Linked DNA regions of Homo sapiens: region 2 is linked to region 1. A link is an interaction called in ENCODE POLR2A ChIA-PET data of the cell type or tissue named here. Cell type or tissue: GM12878. All regions are shown on one strand. Each heading gives the region's core, and the rest is flanking DNA. Links, peaks and the distances in the headings are about the cores only. Region 1 overlaps NOL4L-DT (NOL4L divergent transcript). Region 2 overlaps KIF3B (kinesin family member 3B).

Region 1 (5,372 bases), core at 326-5,325:
TCAGCACCTTCGAGAAGTCCCACTCTAAGTGCCCTAAGGGTCCTTTGGACCAGAAGATGGAGCACTGGGCAAAGTGGAGGGGAGGAGAAAAGTGTCTCTACTCCTGCAGTGGCCCGCGCCACACTGCCTGTGGAATTACGACTGAGTGGGAAAAAATTCTGTCCACCTTGCAGAGTTTGAGACCCGCTCGAGTCCAGCATCCCCTTTTTTCCAGAAACTAAAGCATAAAGAGATAAGAGAACTAATTTGTCGAGGGATTTCATTCAAATGTCACCTCCCCTGAGGAGCCTTCCTTGACTGCCCTTCTTAAAAGTCCCCCAGTGGCCCTCCATTCCCGTTCCTTACTTGATTCATCCTCATGGACTCAGTGCCACCTTCCTTTATAATACATATGTATTTGTTTCCTGTCTCTGTTCATCTCACCTACTGGAATGTACATTCCTAGAGGGCAGAGCTCTGTCCTGTTCACTGCAGTATCTCCAACATCCAGAACAATACCTGACACGTAGTAGGTGTCCCATATGTGTTTACTGAATAAATGAATGAATGAAAATCCCTGAGAGAGAGAGAGAGAGAGAGAGAGTGTGTGTGTGTGTGTGTGTGTGTGTGTGTGTGTGTGTGTGTGTGTGTATTTTGACTATACACTGCAATGAGATCCAGGAAGATTTCTGCTGAATTGGAGAGGCAGGGGCCTTTTTTGCTTATATTCATTTTGTCTTTGGCAAGTCACTTCCCTTCATTAAGCCTCGGTTTCCTCATCTGTAAAACGGAGCTAGTGCCTGCTTTGCAGAATCTTTGTGAAGCGTCAATCAAATACGGTGCAAAGTGCCTAGGTGGGGCCTGGCACACAGTAGGTGGGCAACTCTGTCATTTTGATGGAGCCCTTGTTGGGGGAGGCCTGTGAAGGGGGATCCCAGGGCCTGAGCCTCTCTGCAGGACACAAAGGAAGCTGACACTGGATCTGTCCCGTCACCTGAACTCACCAGTAATTTATTGATGCTGGATGCTGGCACCCAGCAGCCTGCTGGGTCAGTCTCAGGGAGCAGGTGTAGGGCCCTCGGGCCTACCCCAGCCTCACCCAGGCAGGGAGGGGAGGGGAGCCTGGGTCTGCCCAGCCCAGGAAAATTGATAGGTCAGCCCTTACAAGTCAGTCCCCTTCTGTGTGCCAGGCAGTGCAGGCAGAAAAAAAAACAAGTGTGGTTCCTGCCTGGCCTGAGCTCATAGAGGGTTGAAGTGGACATATTTCAAATAACCAAAATGGTGAGAGCTGCATGAGGGCCTACTATGTGCCAAGAACTTCGTACCTATAACCACATTTAAGCCTCATACAGGGCTTAAATGTGCTGAGGTCGCACAGCTAGTGGTGGGGCAAGAGGAGGGTTTGCACCCAGATTTGCCTGGCTCTAAAGCCAGGGCACATTACTGCCATCCCGCCCCACTCAGGCTGGCTGGGCCAATGGGCATTAAAAAAAAAAAAAAAAAAAAAACGGGCCTGGCACGGTGGCTCACACCTGTAATCCCAGCACTTTGGGAGGCTGAGGTGGGTGGATCATTTCAGGTCAGGAGTTAAGACCAGCCTGGCCAACATGGTGAAACCCCATCTCTACTAAAAATACAAAAATTAGCCAGGTGTGGTGGTGCACGCCTGTAATCCCAGCTACTCGGGAGGCTGAGGCAGGAGAATCGCTTGAGCCTGGGAAACAGAGGTTGCAGCGAGCTGAGATCATGCCATTGCACTCCAGTCTTGTCTCAAAAAAAAAGAAAAAAGAAAAAAAAAAACACTAAAAAAAAGCTCTTGGCTGGGCACCGTGGCTCATACCTATAATCTCATGGCTTTGGGAGGCCAAGGTAGGAGGTTTACTTTAGGCCAGGAGCTTGAGACCAGCCTGGGCAACATAGTGAGACCCCATCTCTACAAAAAATTTTAAAAATTAGTGGGGTGTGGTGGTGTGCACCTGTAGTTCCAGCTACTCAAGAGGCTGAGGCAGGAAGATTGCTTGAGCCCAGGAGTTGGAGGCTGCAGTGAGCTACGATTGTCAGAAATCTGGTCACAATCATAGTGGTCAGGGGGGCATGGAGTGCTTTCAGTGGCCACTGCATTCCAGCCTGGGTGACAGAGTGAGATCCCATCTCAAAAATAAATAAATAAATAAATAATAAATAAAAATAAAAAGGAAGAGCTCTGGGAGTTGAAAACTGAGAGTAGGTGCTTTCCATGGGAGGCTTCCTTAAGGCTGAGACCTTTAACCGGCCTTCAGCGGGTAGATGGAGATACCAAAGGGTGAGTGTGTTTTAGGCCAGAGAAGCAGCCGAGTGGAGGTCTGGAGGGAAAAGGGAGCGATCTGTTTGCACTGTGGTGGGCATGCCCACCTGGGAGAGCACCAGGGCCCAGCAGTGGGCATGCTGGGGCTCTGAATGCTTGGCTAAGCCTTGGGCCTCCCTGGTGGGACATGGGGAGGGAGCCATGGGAGGCTGCTGAGCAATGAAGCCACTGTTTCCCCCTGACCTATATATTGTAAGAGGCCTGCTAGTCAGGCCAGAGTGTGCCTGGCCTTCGAGAACCTCTAACATCTAGCTTCAGCCTCACCTCCCTCTACCAGCTCTCTGGACCTGGCATGTCACAGGCAGCCAAACACTTACGGCTCATTCTCACCTCTGCACCTCTGTTCTCTTGGCCCCTTCTCCTGCAATGCCCGCTCTGTCTACCCAGACCCTACCTAATTGCTCAGGTCTTCCTTCCAGGCCATTTCCTCCATGAAGCCTGCCCTGACCACACCAGCCCTGAGTTACATGCCTCAGCCTCAGAACCGCCGGGGGCCTGGGCTGGGAAAGTGCCCATCCTCCTCTCAAGTCCGCGGCACTCGCCATCCACCAAGATGGGCTGCTGCTTTTACCTGCATAGCAACTTTCTTCTCCTGGTAACAGCATCTTGAAATCCCTTTGAGAAACCGCCTCCTTCATATTCAGAGCATGTTGCTGGAGCCATACTGACCTGACCACTGAAAGCATTGAATGACTAGGCCACTGAAACCATCCCATGCCCCAACCACCGTGAGTGTGACCAGATTTCTGAGAACACCGGCCGGGTGCGGTGGCTCACGCCTGTAATCCCAGCACTTTGGGAGGCCGAGGCAGGCGGATCACCTGAGGTCAGGAGTTCGAGACCAGCCTGGCCAATATGGCAAAACCCCGTCTCTACTAAAAATACAAAAATTAGCCGGGTGTGGTGGAGCATGCCTGTAATCCCAGCCACTCGGGAGGCTGAGGCAGGCGAATCACCTGAACCTGGGAGGCAGAGGTTGCAGTGAGCCAAGATCACGCCATTGTACTCCAGGCTGGGTGACAGAGCGAGACTCCATCTCAAAAAAAAAGATTTCTGACAACACCCTTTGAGCCCCTGGATTCAACCACACCTAAAGGCCCTTTTCTTCTTCACTTAGGTCTCTCAGTGCTGGATTTCCTGCAACCCCATGAGCCCTGACGGATGTACCATTTGTTCAGTGCAGTCAGACCCCCTCTGGTCTGGCCCAGATGGCTGTACCAGCCTCCTCTCTGCACTCCTGGCCTCTAGGTTTTCCCTTCTGGTACACCAGAATAAAGTTCAAACTCCTTGGTGTGGCATTCAAGGCCTTTCACTATCTTGTTCCAGCCTCTACTTCTCTCTGTGCCAACCACACTGAACCTTCCATTCCCCTGAACAGCAAGACTGCGTTCAGACTTGTTCGGATGCTCCTTGACTTACAATGTGGCTAAGTCCTGATAAACCCATTGTAAGTTGAAAATATCATTGTAAGTCAGTCAAAAGTGCATTTTTTTGTTTGTTTGTTCAGTTGGTTGGTTTTGTTTGTTTTGTTTTGTTTTTTGAGATAGGGTCTCACTCTGTTGCCCAGGCTGAAGTGCAGTGGTGAGATCACGGCTCACTACAGCCTCCACCTCCTGAGCTCAAGCGATACTCCTGCCTCAGCCTCCCAAGTAGCTGTGACCACAGGTGTGCGCCATCATGCCTGGCTAATTTTTGTATTTTTTGTAGAGATAGGGTTTTGCCATGTTGCCCAGGCTGGTCTCAAATTCCTGGGCCCAAGCGATCCACCCACATTGGCCTCCCAAAGTGCTATGATTACAAGTGTGAGCCACAGCACCCAGCAAAAATACGCTTTTAACTTACCGCATTTCCAACTTATTCTAACAGTGGGTTTACCTGGATGTAACTCCTTTGTAGTCAAGGAGTATGCTGAATGCATATCACTTTGGCACCATCGTAAAGTCGAAAAATTGTGAGTTGATCCCTTGTTAAGTTGGGGATCACCTGTATATGCAGTTCCCCTCAATCACTGGGACTGCCCTTCCCCACCAATTCTCTTCCTGAAAAACTCCTACTCATCCTTCAAGATCCCATTTGATTGTCACTCCGTCTGCCATGTTTCCCTTGACCCCTAGGCAGGGTAAGATATCTGTTCTCTCCTGGCACCTCAAGCTCCCTGGCTGGTCTCCTTCATGCAGTGACCACCTGATGTGGTTATTCTCTTCCACCTGGCTACCTTCTTCCCTGACAAGGAGCTACTCGAAGACAGGGTCATGTCTTGTTCATTTTTCATCTCCCAAAGGGCCTATTAATAAATAGTTGTCAACTGACTGACTTACCGACAGGGCACTCAATCCAAGTTCATATTCCTGAAATCCTTGCAAACCATTAGGTAACTATTTTTGCTGGTCACCTTTTCCAGTTAACCACTCACTGGGTTTTCTTTACTGCAGGACTTCTCAGAGGCATTCACGTGCTAATAATAGCACTTCAACCCTCCCTGAAAGGGAGAGAATGCCAAAGCTGGCCTAGGCAACGGTTTGAGGTCATCTGGTCCATTTTAGGAATGGGGAAACTGAGGCCCAGAAAGGGACAGAGACTCATCCAGGCACTTGATGGCAGATCTGGGCCCTCAGTCCAGCCTTGTGTCCCCCAGTGCCCTCCTGTCTACATCCCACTGCCTCAGGCCCAAAACGTTAAGAGTGAGGGCTCTGGAGCCAGACTGCCTGCATTTGAGTCTTGTGCCCGCTCTCACCAGCTGTGTGACCTTGACTGAGTGACTTAGCCCCTCTGAGTTTCAATGTCCTCATCCATAAGGTGTTGACAATAACAGCACCTCCTTTATGGGGTTGTTGTCAGGGTTTAAGTGAAGTGGTCCACATAAAAGCACTTAGCACAGGCTGGGGACGGCAGCTCATTTCTGTAATCCCAGCACTTTGGGAGGCCGATGTGGGAAGATCACTTGAGGCCAGGAGTTCGAAACCAGCCTGGCCAACATGGTGAACCCCCATCTCTACTAAAAATACAAAAATTAGCCAGGCATGGTGGTGGGCACCTGTAATCCCAGCTA
Region 2 (5,372 bases), core at 304-5,303, 260 kb before region 1:
TTATGGTTGAGACACTATGCTGGGTATACCGAATACCAGAATACCTAATGTCCCCAGTCCCTTACTATAAGGTGAATGTGTTCTAGTGAAATAGCAGTCAGTTCTTCTGTTCTCATGAGGTGTCCGGTAGTTCTAAGTGCTTTACAAACATTCTCTTAATGATTTCCTGTAAAAACTTAGAAGGCAAATATTATAATCAGTCCCATTTTATAGACAAGAAAACTGAAACTTAGAGAATTTGAGAAAGTAGCCATCTCTAAGGAAACCCAGCAAGTAAGGGCCAAAGCAAGAATTCAAAAATAGGTCAATCCAGATCCACAACCCAGTCTCTGGGCCTCCATGCTAAGTTTACCTCACCCATGTGGTGCAAAACTAGTAATTCTGTCTTATTACATCCTGGATTAAAAGTTGTAGGAAAACAATTGGGTGGAAAACCAAAATGGAAGAAATTCTACCTGCAAACTTAATATTTTTTTATCAATCAGGGAAGGACAGTACAGTCAAGCTTTGGTTTTAAAGAAGAACAATTGCTAAGCATCAGAGTCTCCTTCTCTCAGGTTCCACACCTCTGTTCTGAGGCCATTTTCACCATCCCCAAAGGTTCAGGCTGTGCCAGTGTAGTGGTTTTACAGTTGAACTTGTCGTTTTCAGGCCATTGAAGAATGGCCTGAAATGAAATGTTAATGACATCTGATGTGTCAGGGACAGAGATGGGGACATGTAATATAAACATGTGTTTGACTTTTGCAGGCCTAAAAGTGGAAGGAAGTCGGGATCCTCCTCCTCTTCCTCAGGAACCCCTGCATCTCAGCTTTATCCACAGTCTCGGGGGCTGGTTCCAAAGTAAAGCCAGCTTCTCCTCTCCCAGGGCGGAAACAGCATTTGCCTTCTGAGAGAAGAGACTAGCAAAAAGCTGCAGAGAGGATTCGGCCCAAACTCAGAACTGTTCCCCTGAGGAGAAGCGGTGGCCTCTTTGCAGATCAACCAACTTAATCTGGTTGAACGTGCTGTTCCTAATCTGGCACTCAGCCCCTCTGGGAAACATCTTTTAATTAGCATCTCAGAAATGCATGGGTAAGGTAAAGTGCGATAGTTCAAGTGGAAAGCAAGAGAATGACCAGTGACCTTGCTTCCTTCCCCCTTGCCTTCTTCTCCCCCTTCCCCTGTGCTCCCTTTCTCTCCTCTCTCCTTTTCTAGCCTGTTCTTTACATGGGGCTCCCTTCTTGTTGAACAATAGGGCAGAATCAGGAGTCACCTTAGCAGGACCACATCTTTGGAGCCTCGGGATAAAATGACAGTGAGGTTGAAAAGTGAAAACCCTAGAACTTGAATAGGTGCCTGTTCTTGTAGGGAGAAATGAGAAATCGCATTTGGATCCAGGCCCCAGGTGGGCACCATCAGCAGTCTTGCTTCCATGCACCTCAGTAAGAAGTGGATCTGCCTTTGGGACCTGCTCAGTGAGGAAATCTCTTCCAATTTCTGCTTCTGAATGATTCAATGTTGGGAGCAATAGAAATAACATTCCCTTTGCCTTCTCTGAGTGTTTAGGGAAATAGCTTCTTTAAAACCTCAAAACCATGACCATCCTGTCAAAGACCTAAGTCTGTAAGCTGGTGCCATGTCCATACACCATGTCACTTTACTCTTCATTTGTCACCATCTTTTCCCATGCACGCATACTCTGAACATCCTTGTGTGGGCCCATCCTCTGCATCCAGAGCATGCTCTGCAGTGGGCCTGTTTTGTGGAAGAAAGGAGGCTGTCTCTGCCTTCTCTGATGGGACTGGAGTTGAGGGAAGGAGCTGTATTGTGGCACTTCTGAATTCCCCGTTTTGTTCCATATTGGTATAGAGAGCAGAAGAGTAGCTAGGCAGATGCAGAGATGGAGACATGAGACTCAGTGCAGTGGGCAGGGAAGACATAACAGATGGAAGCAAAGGAATCCTGCCTGCCTTCAGCAGAGAATTCACCGAATCCTAGAACTGTGGCTCCCTCCAGGCAGAGCCTAAGATGCTGGTGAAGAATAGCTGTGTGATTGAATAGGCTCAAAGGAGAGTTCAGAATTCCCATTTACATATTACTAGTTTGGTTTGTAAGTTTTAGTTCCTTGTATTATTGAGATTCAGAGCTTCATTTTATGTTGGTCATTAGGTGAATATTACTCATTTTCCCTCAAGAGAAGCTCATAAGTGTGTGTGGGTGTGAGAGCACGATGGTGCCTGTGTTCTGTGAATGTGTCCATATGTGTCTGTAAGAGAGACAGAGACCAAGAACTTGCCCAATTTTAGAAATACACTAATGTGCAGTTGTTGCCTTTTGTCTGTATTGAAGGCCCATTGAATGACTAATCCAGGCTGGAAGCATTCCCATGTGGGTGTCTGAGTCCATGAGCCAAGCCTGAGGGGACAGTGAGTCTCCAGGTCTGCCACACTGGTGCACCTTGCTGGCACGGTGCCTCAGGAAGGTGGCGACTCAGGTGGGCCTTGAGTTATATTTTAACTCAGCTGCTCAGTTCCCAGGGCACATTTCTGGATCAGAACCCATGGGAAACAGGAGGTACTAAGTGCAATGTCTTAGCATTCTGCAAAATGGAGATCTGTTGTCCAGCGGCTTATCTCCTTTTTAGTAACCCTTCTTTCTGAACCCAGGGCCCTTTTCAGCCTTCCCTCATATTTTCTTGAGATCAAACTTTACTTCTTTCTTATTTACTAAGAATTTGCCTGTTTGAATAAGAACAAAACGCTAAGGTGGGTAGCCTAAGCTGATTTTCTGCTGGTTACACGTGTCTCTCACACCACATTTCCTCAAAGCTAATCTGAATTCTGTAGGCTAAAAATATTCATGTAGCAAATCTGAGAATTGAAAACTGCAGATAACCGGCCGGGTATGGTGACTCATGCCTGTAATCCTAGCACTTTGGGAGGCCGAGGTGGGTGGACCACCTGAGGTTAGGACTTCAAGACCAGCCTGGCCAACATGGTGAAACCCCATCTGTACTAAAAATACAAAAATTTGCCTGGTGTGGTGGTGCATGCCTCTAGTCCTAGCTACTCGGGAGGCTGAGGCACGAGAATCACTTGAACCTGGGAGGCGGAGGTTGCAGTGAGTCGAGATAACACTACTGCATTCCAGCCTGGGTGACAGAGTGAGACTCCCCCTCAAAAAAAAAAAAAAAAAAAAAAAAAACAGAAAGAAAGAAAAAGAAAACTGCAGATAACCCTATACATTAATACTGGTATCTCGAGGTGACTCTTCTGACCAAGGGTGGTTAAGTGACACATAGAACTTTTCTAAGAGAAGACAGACAAGTTGACAGGCATGCCTTGTACTCAGCTGTGTTCATGTGGTGGTCTGTGGAAAGAAAAGAAGACTCATTTGGAAATGAAGCTGTCCCTTTCCAAGCAGTCTCTGGTGCTTTTCTTCTCTCAAAATGGATCCGATAAATATTTGAATAGAGCAGATTGTAGAATGTCGTGCTGTCACCAGAAAGCTGCTGTTTTGGGTTCTGCATTGAGCCAAATATGTAGAGGACCTACCAAGCCCACTGAGGGACTAGGTTTTCATGTCTCTAGTCATACCTAGAATGTTCTGAGCCGTCTGAGGGCCTTCATGCCGGCAGCAGCTAGCAAAGCCAGAAAGCAAGTCTAACAGGATCTAAGATGACCATCAGGAGAAGGAGTTTGAGACTGTGTATGCAACCCCCAATAGACCCCCTTTTACTCTGATCTGGAGAATGTATCTGGCTTCATATTTTCAAGTCACATGTCTCTCAGACCCCTGGATTCAGAACCCAAGGCCACAAATCATAGGCATGAAGCACTTTCTTAAGACTGACCTAACGCTGGATTATTTCCCGTCCAATGCCTGCATGCTGCTTGAATTGCTCCACCCACACCTCCATGACCAAGGGCGCCAGAGTGCTGCAACTGGGGCGTGGGCCGCTCTCTGCTTTTCCTGTCTGACTCTGACAAGTCCTCCCTCACTGAATGTAGAATCGTTGCCAAGTTTCTGAGAAGTGTCGATTCCCTGTTAACATGGATATCAGTTCTGCCTCACATTTCCCACTTGAGGTTGAGGCGTACTGGAGACAACACCTCAGACCATCTGAACCCCATCAGTGGACGAAAATGGGGCTGTTAATATACTCTAAAAGCCATACTAAAAATGCTCTGAGGGAACTGGCTAAGAATAGTGGGCCTGGTGATTGTCTATCACGCAAGGCTTTGTTTTGTACTGTTCAGAAATCTGTCACCTTTCTGCCTGCCCTTGTTTCCTGAATGAAATGCTTCTGGGGTTATTTATGAAAGGAGTGATCCTGGGGCAGGCAGGAGGCAGTGGGCTTCATGGCTCCTTGAAGTTATTACTGATCTTGACCTTCTCTTTGGCTACCTTTAGACAAAGAATACGCCAATCAATACTTGGGGCTCTAAGTTTTACAATTGATATTTATTTGTATCATCTCTTTGTCTAGGAATGTAAAAGTGATTCTAAACTAAGATGTGTAATAAAAATCAATCAGATTTATTGTACCTACAAAAAGGTGTCCTCATAAATGACTAAGGCTTTTGAAAATGACATGCCTGTGGCTGACACACTGCCATTTTCAATAAACATTTTAACTGGGTGGGAGTGGGAAAATGAAGATTGAGTTGGGATGCTGGCATTATTTAATATAGCAACAAGGGGCAGGGTGCAGTGGCTCATGCCTGTAATCCCAGCACTTTGGGAGGCTGAGCCGGGTGGATCACTTCAGGTCAGGAGTTGGAGACGAGCCTGGCCAACATGGTGAAACCCTGTCTGTACTAAAAATACAAAATTGAGTCGGGCGTGGTGGTGCGCACCTGTCATCCCAGCTACTCGGGAGACTGAGGCAGGAGAATCGCTTGAGGCCGAGATTGCAGTAGGCCAAGATTGCACAACTGCACTTCAGCCTGGGCAACGGAGCGAGACTCCGCCTCAAAAATAAATAAGTAAATAAAAATAAATAAATAATGTAGCAACAAGGAAAAGGACACAAAATGAAGAATGATAGAGTGACAAATAAGTGTTTTTCATGTTTTTCCGTGGAGGTTCCTGAGACTGGCCTGGGCAACGGCATGAAATTTCTTTTAACTTTTGTGTTTTGTTTTAAAAATTCTTTTAAATTTACTATTATACATCATACTTTAAAATATATGTGCCTTTTTTTTTTTTTGAGACAGGGCATCATTCTGTTGCCCAGGCTGGAATGCAGTGGCGTGATCACGGTTCTCTGCAGCCTCAGCCTCACAGGCTAGTGATCTTCCCACCTCAGCCAAGACTACAGGTGTGCACCACTATACCTGGCTAATTTTTTATTTTTTGTAGAAATGGGGTCTCTCTATGTTGCCCAG

What was found. ChIA-PET counts read pairs that join two places held together with the same protein. Peaks named below come from ENCODE experiments on the same cell type or tissue, not always from the same donor. Only the 100,000 strongest peaks of a DNase experiment are listed, where the experiment ranks them.
Region 2: POLR2A ChIA-PET joins it to region 1 with 8 read pairs; 2 of 35 experiments call an interaction of 5 or more read pairs at or near these places.

What each region holds. Positions count from the first base shown.
Region 1 is chr20:32,590,951-32,596,322 of GRCh38, forward strand. All of the region lies in intron 1 of NOL4L-DT (NOL4L divergent transcript), which reads left to right. Among named protein-coding and RNA genes, the nearest start is that of NOL4L-DT, 6.2 kb to the left of the region's middle. In GM12878, for the core only: no CTCF peak of the experiment used is centred there; a DNase peak (open chromatin) is centred at 2,981.
Region 2 is chr20:32,330,473-32,335,844 of GRCh38, forward strand. KIF3B (kinesin family member 3B) reads left to right here. Exons shown (of 9, transcript NM_004798.4): 9 at 751-4,539. The coding sequence ends at 847. Among named protein-coding and RNA genes, the nearest start is that of ASXL1, 25 kb to the right of the region's middle. RefSeq lists an enhancer at 3,805-3,864. In GM12878, for the core only: no CTCF peak of the experiment used is centred there; DNase peaks (open chromatin) are centred at 2,829 and 3,196; H3K27ac peaks cover 3,536 bases.